Regions from separate parts of the Homo sapiens genome. Here region 2 is linked to region 1. A link is an interaction called in ENCODE POLR2A ChIA-PET data of the cell type or tissue named here. Cell type or tissue: PC-9. All regions are shown on one strand. Each heading gives the region's core, and the rest is flanking DNA. Links, peaks and the distances in the headings are about the cores only.

What was found. Peaks named below come from ENCODE experiments on the same cell type or tissue, not always from the same donor. Only the 100,000 strongest peaks of a DNase experiment are listed, where the experiment ranks them.
Region 2: POLR2A ChIA-PET joins it to region 1 with 5 read pairs; 3 of 35 experiments call an interaction of 5 or more read pairs at or near these places.

Annotation. Positions count from the first base shown.
Region 1 is chr20:3,650,325-3,655,696 of GRCh38, forward strand. It overlaps ATRN (attractin), which reads left to right. Exons shown (of 29, transcript NM_139321.3): 29 at 1-794. Among named protein-coding and RNA genes, the nearest start is that of GFRA4, 10 kb to the right of the region's middle. In PC-9, for the core only: no CTCF peak of the experiment used is centred there; no DNase peak of the experiment used is centred there.
Region 2 is chr20:3,309,988-3,315,359 of GRCh38, forward strand. DNAAF9 (dynein axonemal assembly factor 9) reads right to left here. Exons shown (of 37, transcript NM_001009984.3): 20 at 5,046-5,133. Among named protein-coding and RNA genes, the nearest start is that of SLC4A11, 73 kb to the left of the region's middle. In PC-9, for the core only: no CTCF peak of the experiment used is centred there; a DNase peak (open chromatin) is centred at 3,194; H3K27ac peaks cover 2,132 bases.

The DNA of each region.
Region 1 (5,372 bases), core at 198-5,197:
CTAAACACTAACTTAAGCTAATGCTAGGGTAGTGACTGAGATGTAAAAATAGATTTTAGAATTAAAACAAAATCCAAGTCCTCACACCCCTGTCATCCCAGGAGATCTTTCCTTGTGGTGGTTTCTGTGAGAATTGGCCATCCTGAGGACACAGCCAGGACGGCAGAGGCCTCCTGGCCTCAGGGCATGCCCTGCCTACCTTCTGAAATGTTTACCCCATTGACCAAACTTGGCTCCAGCCATTGCGGTGGTTTCTAGATAGCCAGGCCCACCAAGAGATATTGCCCCTTGATGAGAGTCAAACACCCTGCCTACAAGGAGATGTTTTGAAATGGAGAGGAAAATTGGCACCTCATCTTTTAAAGGCAGTAATGGAATTGATTTTCAGTAACTGAATTTGTGCACAAAACATTCTAAACACTAGTGAAGCCTGTTTCGTTGAACTAATTCTGGCTCTGGAAATGTTTTTGTTTTATAGTTATTTACGATTTCGTTTGTTTGGATTCAAGCTTAGTTTGTTAATATGTATAATTTAGCATCTATTACACTCATGTAAATATGGAGTAAGTATTGTAAACTATTTCATCGCGGGGATTGTGGGTGTTATACATACATTTAGGACTGCAATTTTTTGGTATTTTTTGTATTGTAAAATAACAGCTAATTTAAGCAGGAACAAGAGAACTAAGGGAGGTCTGTGCATTTTAAACACAAATGTGAAGAACTTGTATATAAACAAAAGTAAATACTATAATACAAACTTCCTTCTGAAATAAAAGTAGATCTGGTAAAAATGTGGCTTTTGTTCTGAGTGTTTCATTTTGATTTTGCATTGTTTTGCCTATATTTACATTTTGGTCATTAGAACCTTAAGGGAAAAAAAAAAGCGTTTACCAGTTTTCAGACTGCGTCAGAGGGAGCACTTGACAGTTAACGGAGGTGAGGGTGAAAACCCCTGGCAGGTACCTCAGACAGCCCTCCAGGCAGCTTGTGAGCCACAGACCTTCCACACAGCCTTTGTGTGCCTACAGGGCAGCTGGGCCCGTGGGGGCAGGGACAGATCTGAGCAGTGAGGTATGGACAGCCGTCTCACTGCTCCACTAACCACACCACTGTCTCCAGTGGTGCTGTTATCCCTCCACTTTGCGCTCTCCTCACAGGCTCCTGAATGTCCTCTAGGTTGTCTCCAAACTGCTAAATCTCAGGTGTGCTGACAGGTCTCAGCCGTGGCCAGTGTTTTCCTCGGCCTTGAAGTTTTGAGGAAGTTACTCCCATTGGCAAGGCCTTGTTTGGGGGCCTCCTGTGTGTCCTGCCCCCTTTTATTTGGCTCCTGCCCTCAGAATGGGTCAGAGTCATGTATTTCAGTGCAGAGTGCAGATTCCCAGTGCTAGCAGTTCCTTCCAGAAGGATGAGGTCATTGAAAGAAGGAGGAAACACAAGACGGTCACTCCTGTAGGGGAAGATGGCAGGGTACTAGGGCCAGGGCCTGAGGTGAGGGCAGGAGCCTGGAGGAGGCCTGCCTACCAGAGCTCAGGTCTGGCTTAGGGAGGGAAATGGCTGGACTAGTGGCTGCAAACAAGTTGAGAAGGACCTTGAAACTCTTCCAGGGAGGGTTATGAGAGCCACCAACAGTAACAGGATAGAAACCCTGTGATTTGGTGGTACTGTGGCAGAGACAATGCTGTGTTTACCAAACCTACTGGGCCCACAGCTCATCATTTCCCAGCCTCCCTGCAGTTAGGTTGGGACCAAGCTAAGCCATGGCCAAGGAAAGGTTGGAAGAAGTGATGGGCACCAATTCCAAACGTGGCACACAAATGCTCCCACAGGGGACTCTCCTACGGATCACATGTTAAAGACTGGAGGGACTGTGGGTCCCTGAGTCACCCCTTAGAGGCCGGCCGCCTGATCAGTAAGAGCTGTGCTGGCCTTTGCATCACTGGAAAGCAAACTCACTCTGCTGATCCACTGAGATTTGGGGCTTTGTTACACTAGTTAGCTTTTCTTATTCTCACTAATATACAAATCAGCACTTTGAAGTGCAGTGCACATGTAACCAAACCCTTAAGTACATGGCACTGGCTCAGCGTGTGGCCAGGTGGCGAGCAGTGATAAGACAGGTGCAGCTGGCAGGACAACTGAGGTCCCTGCCAGGCGGAGCAAAACATCTGGTAAGGCCGTTTCACTCGATAACTCGGAAAACAAACTCCATGTCTGCTGACTTTTTGACTTGAGGGGAATAAACAACAACAACAACAACAAATATGTGTTGATTGTTACTGGCTGCTTTTGGCGAGGCATCACGAGAAAAAGTTTACTTCAAGAAAGAATTAGCCAGTTTACAAGCAGAAGGGAAAAAGATGGAAAGATGTTAACCAGGGCCTTGCAATTCTGGAAAAGCCAACTGCTTCTAGTCTCCAACCAGTAAGAGGTGCAGGTGAGCAACAAAGGCCCCATGAGACTTAGTTGAACACAGTGACTGGGCCTCATGGTGACCATCCAATGAAGGGTGTGGTCTTCCCACTGGAGCATGGAAACTGCAAAGCCACCAGCTTGAGGGAGGGGCACGTGGTTAAGGAAGCAAAGAAAAAGCTGACATGAGAACTGTTTCCAGGAACAAACCATGAATGTAGTCACTGACCCTGGACCTGCCTGGAAATAAATAAAGATGTAGTAAATTTAAGAAACCATTAGCAAAGCCTTAAAAAAAAAAAAAAAAAAAAAAAAAAACGGTGGCAATTGAGGAAGTCTTAAATCCACCTTCAGGCAGGAAAATGGTTGTGAAAGCTGTGTCCAGCGAGGGCTTTACAAGCTCAGATGTGGGCCCAAGAGCAGAACTGGGCCTGAGCGAGGACTCCCCCCAGCCCAGGACAGGGCCCAGCAGGATTGCAAAAACACCGCAGAGCAGCAATTGCTGCATCTGCACCCGCTCCTTCCTGGGTAGGAGGGCCTAGGAGGGTGTCCTGCCTGTTCTCATCACTACCTGCTGGGTGGGAGGTGGATTAAGCTGTCTTGTTAATTCAGGATTGTGGACTTCAAAGAGCCACCTGAGGGAGGCTGCATCACCTGGAGGTCTGGGCGGGGTGTGACCTCGTATTGTCCCCCTAGGAGAGGGTGCCTGTGACCCATGTAGGAGAGGAAGCACAAAACTGGTTTTGGTGATCAGAATAGCAAACTGGGCCAGATGCTTACCACACATTTCCTCTTCCTGAGTCCACAGCTTCGACTGCATGGCCTGGGCCCGTGGCATCTACCCAGATGCCTTGGGACCAGCCCTCACCAATGATGTGTCATTTCAAGGCCATTCACAGTAACAGTGTCTCCTCCACTGTCTCCATCAACCTTGAAGGCTTATGGTGAAGATGGTAATACAACAGGATTGAAGGAGACTGGGTCCCTGAATGACTTTGTGGAACAGAGCACTATAGGCCAAAGGTAGTAGAATTAGGTATCTTGTTTTATGCTGCTTAAGTGAATTAATTAATTCTCTAGATTTATTCACCTAGTTATTCAACAAATTTTTATTGAGCACATCAGGGCTAGGGCATTGTGTCAGGATCAGAGATTTTGCAATGAACAAAACAGAAAACTCCATGTCCTCCAGGGGAGTTGATAATAAAATGTCAGATAAGCTCTGTGAAGAAAGGTAAAAGTAGGGTTAGGGGTAGAAAGTGCTGGGGGGATTGCTACTTAACATAGTGTGGCCAGGGGAAGCCATTCTGCTAAGGTGACAGCTGAGCAGAACGATGAGTGGAGGGGGCAGGAAGGAATGTGGAGGTCTGGGAGAAGAGCATTCCAAACAGGGATGGCAGGTGCAGAGGCCCTGAGGGGGCAGCATGCCTGGTAGGCCTGCTGGATATTTCTGAGAATGAAAAAGTCCATTCCCAGTTGTTTGCGTGGAGAACCTAACCCAGTTATAAACACAAAGTACTTGAGAGCTGGTTTAATATACAGCCAGCTTTCCAGCAGTGCAACTACTGTGTACATCAAGGGAAAACTGAACTTCGTTTTCCTTAAAACTTATCATCAGCTGGTCATCATTTTGACAAATTCTGTCAACAACAGCAGTGTCATTCCTGGCATCTGTATGGGTCACGTCTGAACAGACACACGCCCTGCAGCCCTGCAGGTACCAGCTGTATAACAAGAACTCCCTTCCACCCTGTGTCCTGGAAACAAGAAAGCCATAGACCGGAAGATCCCGATGGCTATCTCAAATGTGCTGGATGGAGTTGCCAGGGCCCACTGGCATGCCCTGTAAGCCTTTCCTTCCACGTTTGGTTCCTGCCCCTTGAAGACTCCATTTCTGAGTTTGTGTGTGTTTTACTTTCTAGTGTGTGTCCTCATCTTAATTTTTCTCTCTCTCTTCTGCCTTGAACTGAAGGTTCGCTTGGGTGTGGAGAGACAGGCCCCCAGCAGAGCAGCTTCCCGAGACATCCTCCGATCCAGGGCTTCCCAGCAGCCCGGCAAGGCAGGGCTGTGCCTTTCTGCTTCAGCTCACAAGCATGCCAGGCTCACTGGCAAGCTGCTGTCTGGTTGAGAGACTGCTCCTAAAGCCCTGCACAGCCCCTGTCCTCCTGGCCCTCTGGAAATTCCACCAACCCGTGTCCACATTTCATGCAAAAATGAGCTGGTTCTGTGAGCATGGCCCGGCCTGACTCGCTTAGTGGGCGGTAAGTGGTTTCCACTTCAACCTTGCACCTAATCACCGGGCTCCACACCAGGATGGACATTCATGAGCCGTGAAGTTTCCAGTAATAAATCCACAGATGCTTCCAGCACCTGCCTTTTCGCATCACCTCCACTCCCAGCCACCTGCCAGGCAACAGGTAACAGAGACCCAGTCACAGGAGGGCAGTGTGGGGGCAGGACTGCAGTCTCCCAAAGCCCATGCACAAAACCGACAGCGCCCTGGCAGGACAAGGAGGCTGACATTCAGATGTGGAGGAACAACGCATGACCCATTCCTGGTCATGGGGGCCACAGCTGGACTCAGCCTTGAGGCTTGGCCAGACTTAACACCGTGTATAAACCAGGACCTTTTTAGGTAGAGTAATGGAAACCAAACTCTAATGATCTTAGACAGTGCTATTAGTCTCCTGGAGCTGCCAGAACAAATTACCGCAACTTCAGTGTCTTGAAACAAGAGAAACTGATTCTCACAGTTCTGGAGACCAGAAGTCTGAAATGCAGGTGTTGCCAGGGCTGTAGTCTCTGGAGACTCTAGGGGAATCTGTGCCTACCTCCTCCAGCTTCCAGTGGCTCCTGACATTCCTTGGCTTGTGGCTGCATCACCCCAATCCCTATCTCTGTCTTCCCCTGGTCTTTTGCTCAAAATGTCTGTGTTTAGTTTCCCTGTAGACACCTCTGCA
Region 2 (5,372 bases), core at 119-5,118, 340 kb before region 1:
ATTGAGACCAGCCTGACCGACATAGAGAAACCCTACCTCTACTAAAAACACAAAATTAGCCGGGCATGGTGGTGCATGTCTGTAATCCCAGCTACTCGGGAGGCTGAGGCAGGGGAATCGCTTAAACCTGGGAGGCAGAGGTTGCAGTGAGCCAAGATCGTGCCATTGCACTCTAGCCCAGGCAACAAGAGTGAAACTCCATCAAGAAAGAAAAGAAAGATGAACAAACGAACTAATGATCGAGAGAAAGAGAGAGAAACAGAGAGAGAGAGAGAGAAAGAAAGAGAAAGAAAGGAAAGAAAGAAAAGAAAAAAGAAAAGGAAAGAAAGAAAGGAAAGAGAAAGAAAAAGAAAGAAAGAAAGAAAGAAAGAAAGAAAGAAAGAAAGAAAGAAAGAAAGAAAGAATTCCTAAAATAGGCCAGGCGCAGTGGGTCACGCCTGTAATCCCAGCACTTTGAGAGGCCGAGGTGGGCAGATGACCTGAGGTCAGGAGTTCAAGACCAGCTTGGCCAACATGGCGAAACCCCGTCTCTATTAAAAATACAAAAATTAGCTGGGCCTGATGGTGCACGCCTGTAGTCCCAGCTACTCGGGAGGCTGAGGCATGAGAATTGCTTGAACCTGGGAGGTAGAGGCTGCAGTGAGCTGAGATTGCGCCACTGCACTCCAGCCTGGACAACAGAGTGAGACTTAGTCTCAAGAAAAAAAAAAAAATTCCTAAAATAAACAAGAAAAAGGCAATCTAAAAGAAACATGAGCAAAAAACAAGAACAAGCATTTAACAGAAGGGAAGTATAATAGCTTGGCCAATAAATAAAGACGGTTCACTAATAATAAGAGAAATGTAAATTAAAATCCTAATAATAACAGCACTGCACACTCACCACAGTGGCAAAACTGGCAAAACAGCAAGTGTTGGCCAGAATATGGAAAAACTCAAATACCTGTATGCTGCTGCTGGAAGTATAATTTGGGACAATCAATTTGTAAAACAGTCTGGCCTCATCAAAAAAAGCCATATGTGGGCTCATACTAAAATTCCAAATTTTTACTCTTCATTCCAACCCTACAGAAACATTTGCCCATGTGGACCAAGAGACATGCACAAGAATGCTCATAACAGTACAGTCTGCAATACCAAAAAAAGCCTATATTTACTTATTTATTTTTTAGAGTTAGGGTCTTGCTCTGTCAACCAGGCTGGAGTACAGTGGTGAGATCATAGCTTACTGCAGCCTTGAACTCCTGGGCTCAAGCCACCCTCCAGTCTCAGCCTTCCAAGTAGATGGGACTACAGGAATATGCCACCATGCCTGGCTAATTTTTTTTTTTTGGGTAGAGATGGGGTCTCACTGGTCTTGAACTGTGGGCTCAAGCAATCCTCCTGCCTCAGCCTCCCAAAGTGCTGGGATTACAGATGCTGGCTAATTTAAAAAATTCTTTTGTAGAAACAAGAGTCTCACTCTGTTGCCCAGGCTGGTCTTGAACTCCTAGCTTCAAGTGATCCTCCCACTTCAGCCTCCTGAGAAGCTGGGATTACAGGCACAAGCCACTGCACCTAGCACAAAAACTATAACTCACATGTCCACAAAGAGTCAAAATGATACTGCATGTTCATACAAAGGAATACTATAGGGCCATGAAAATGAGTAAGCTATATGGCTTACATACAACAAACTGGATGAATCCTAGGAATACTGAGCAAAAAAAGCAGGTCTACATTATGATTCTATTTGTATTAAGTTCAAAATAAGATATTGTCTAGGTATATAGGCATGTGTGGTAAAACTCTAAAGCAGGTTCCTGAGGATTAGGTACTGGGCAGCCTGCCTGGCCACAGACAGCAGGGCGGGGAAGAGAAGGGCACATGAAGGACACGAATGAATGGGAAGTTGAAAAGCAAGACATCTTGTGATAGCAGACACCACTAACTGGTGAAGAGAAACAGTTCTAGAGCTGAAAAAAACTTCAAGGTAAAGGAAGCACTATTCTCTTTTTTCTTTTTTTTCTTTTTTTTTTTGAGACAGAGATCATTCTTGTTGCCCAGGCTGGAGTGCAATGGCACAATCTTGGCCCACCACAACCTCTGCCTCCCAGGTTCAAGCGATTCTCCTGCCTCAGCCTCCCGAGTAGCTGGGATTACAGGCATGCGTCACCACGCCTGGCTAATTTTGTAGTGTTAGTAGAGACGGGGTTTCTCCATGTTGGTCAGGCTGGTCTCGAACTCCCGACTTCAGGTGATTCGCCCGCCTTGGCCTCCCAAAGTTCTGGGATTACAGGCATGAGCCACCACACCCTGCCAGGAAGTACTATTCTTTTCATCTGTAAGTAATTGCTGGGTGAAAAATCAGAAGACCTGTACTATCCTCCAGACCTGGACTACCCTCTAGATGCTGCCATTAACTTGTACTACATCTCAGTCAGGGTGAGGGGGCTTTAAAAAAAAAAAAGTATGGAAAAAATAACAACTTGCACAACATCAGGCGAGTTTTCACCTTCTATGGGACTCAGGATATGAAGATCAATAAAGATAATGCATCCTGAGGAGCTGAAGATAAGTACCTTCAGGGGATGGGAACAGATAAATTTCAAACTCATCACAGTCCCAAGTAAAGGCAGATTTATAAAGACAAAGACACTAAAGACACTTGAACTTCAGGACCCCTTACCTGCCCAAGTCCCCTTCTAAGGCTCTAAGAAGAGCCCTAATCATTTTGTAGTATTTTCCTCAAGAGAGTCCACAAATGGTACAAACTTCAAGCCCCACAAAACCTACATCAGCTCCTGATCTGAATCCCAAAGTGGTAAAATGCTTATCCACAGGAAGGGGAGACTCCTGTTTAAATTCTCTGCTTCTATTCAATTTCCCTGCCTCAGAAAACCATCTCCTAATTCAAACTAGATTCCCCTCAGCAACAAAGAAAGTTTAAAATTTAAGTTATCAAAAGACTATGACTAATAAGCCTCCAGAAATCCCTGGCTGTGCCCTTTATCTTGCACAGAGACCTTAGGATACACTGAATCTTGCTGGATAACTCAATACAATGCAAGACTATTTTTCTAACAAGGCCCTCTGCTAAGAAGGTGCAAACTAATTTTGGCAAATATCCCGGCTAAATATTATAATTGGCTCAAGGATGACACAGCACAAACCACCTCTGTGTTGTGCCTACAATCTGCTTTCAAAACACTATGCAATCTTGCCTCAAGGCTGGTAGTATTACCACATACTCCCTGCCTTCAGCAAATGTTCTTAACTCCTGGGTTCTCTGCACCAGGATCTGGAGAGGCAGAAGTGCAGGGACAGATGTGTTAACAAATGCCATTACCACTCCAGCAGTATGTGGATAGAAAACCAGAACTCCTTGTGCTTTGTCTTCTGTGTGAATGAAGGGGCAGAAGCTGAACCAGTGATCTGAGAACAGGGAGAGGAATTTGCCACCGGATAGAATATTTTCAACAAGAAGAACAAATCATCCAGAAAGGGGATTTGCTTAGTAGAGGTTGAGGAATTTGTAGAGTAAGTCAGAACTCCTCCCTCACATAAAGGCTATATTCAACAGGGAAAGAACAGGAGTCATAAGAAAATGTTATTTTGAGGAAGCCAAAGAGGAACTTGCAGTAAATCCCTGTAAAATCCATGCAAGACCAACAAGGTTTTTGAGGATTTCATATGAGCAGAAACACTGCCAGTTTGGATTGAAAGGGACAGATAACATATAAAATTGAAGGAGACTGTTGGACCCTCAAAATTCTACTGGCAAGAGGCAGGCTGTTAAAACTGCTCAGCTACAAACAAAGTACTACCTTTCACTGAAAAAGGAAGGATGACAGCGGTGTAGCTATAAGCTCAGAGGGTGGAGCCATGAGCCCAGAGCAAACCAAGAGCAAACAGGGTAGAACCAAGAGCACCGAGGCAGAGCTGAGAGCCAGAATTATTCCCAGGCCTTGAAACCTTATCAAGGAACTGAAGTCTGCCCAGCTGAATTTCAAAGCTGCCATGGGCTGGTGACTCCTTTTTACCTTCTGTTTTTCCTCTTTGTGAACCTGAAGTCTATGCCAGTCCCACCTTGCATGTTGGGAGGGCTGCAGGCAGATGACTTGTCTCTTTAGTTTCGTAGGTCCACAGACATGGAGAGAACTATGTTCAGGAGCTGTAGACAGATTACACTCCCAAGCCTCATTTACATGGGACTTAGATGAGCTTGATCATGAGATTTTAGATATTTAAGCCCATGAGATTTAGGACTTTGAACTGTAGCCATAATGGGATGAGACCCTTGGGAGGAGGTAACAAGGGACATGAATTATGGGGGGCAGAGGGTGGGCTGGGATAGGCAAAAACTTGACATGCTGATAGCCGAAGAGGAATTAGAGAGACTCAAAGTGTGTGAGAGATTCAATACAAGAAGGTTCTTTATAGCTGAGATGGAGGGGGTCACAAGAGCAAGGACTTCTGGGAGGAGGAGCTGAGAGGATCCCTGTCTGACAGCCACCAACAAAATGGGGACCTCATTCCTACAAGCGAAAGGAAACAACATCCTTGCTGAGATTGGGAGAAGATTCTTCCCCAGAGGCTCTAGATAAGAGCCTAGCCTGGCTGATGCCTTGATTTTGACCTCAAGAGATCTGGGTCCAGCCAAGCCTGCCTGAACTTCTGACCTGGAGAACTGTGAGATAATAAGAGGGTGTTGTTTTAAGCTACTAAATTTGTGGTCATTTGTTACACAGCAAGAGAAATGAATCCAGCTTCTGTTTAGGTCCACAAATTCTATTTCTGGAAATGCTGCTGCCCTAGCCCATTGAGAGAGCTAACTAACCTCAGGCAGCAACAAAAGGACCAGGTACAGTTCTGTGATCAGCCCTTCCTAGCATAAATTTCCTCATCTACAAAGTGGGTGGGTCGAGAGAAAAGCTGTAGGAAAACATTTCTGTACCACAATTGTGTTCAAATAGAAGATGTATTATTAATTACAACACCCATGCTGACATCTGCAAATGAGGGACCCAGACATGGCCAAAAACATTAAAGTCATAGCTCCTTACCTTCCTCAGGCCAGGACTGTAGATTGCTGGAATAAAGATATGCTCCTTCTCCTCCTGTTAGATAAGTGCCCAGGAAAGACTCATCCCCCTTTAAAAACAACAACAAAAACAAAAATCCAAAAAAGAATAGGTGATTTATAGCATAAATATTCACAGAATCAAAAGTCCTGCCCAATTATGTCCGTCTACAAAAGCTGAGTCAGGCTCAGATATGCCCAATGTATTCCATGGCCTTTGGCATTGTCTGGCTCTTTGGCAGTTACTGGCATCCTTGATTTGTGCTGAGAAAAAGAACATTAAGATTCTCTCTGAGTCCAGGCATCAAAG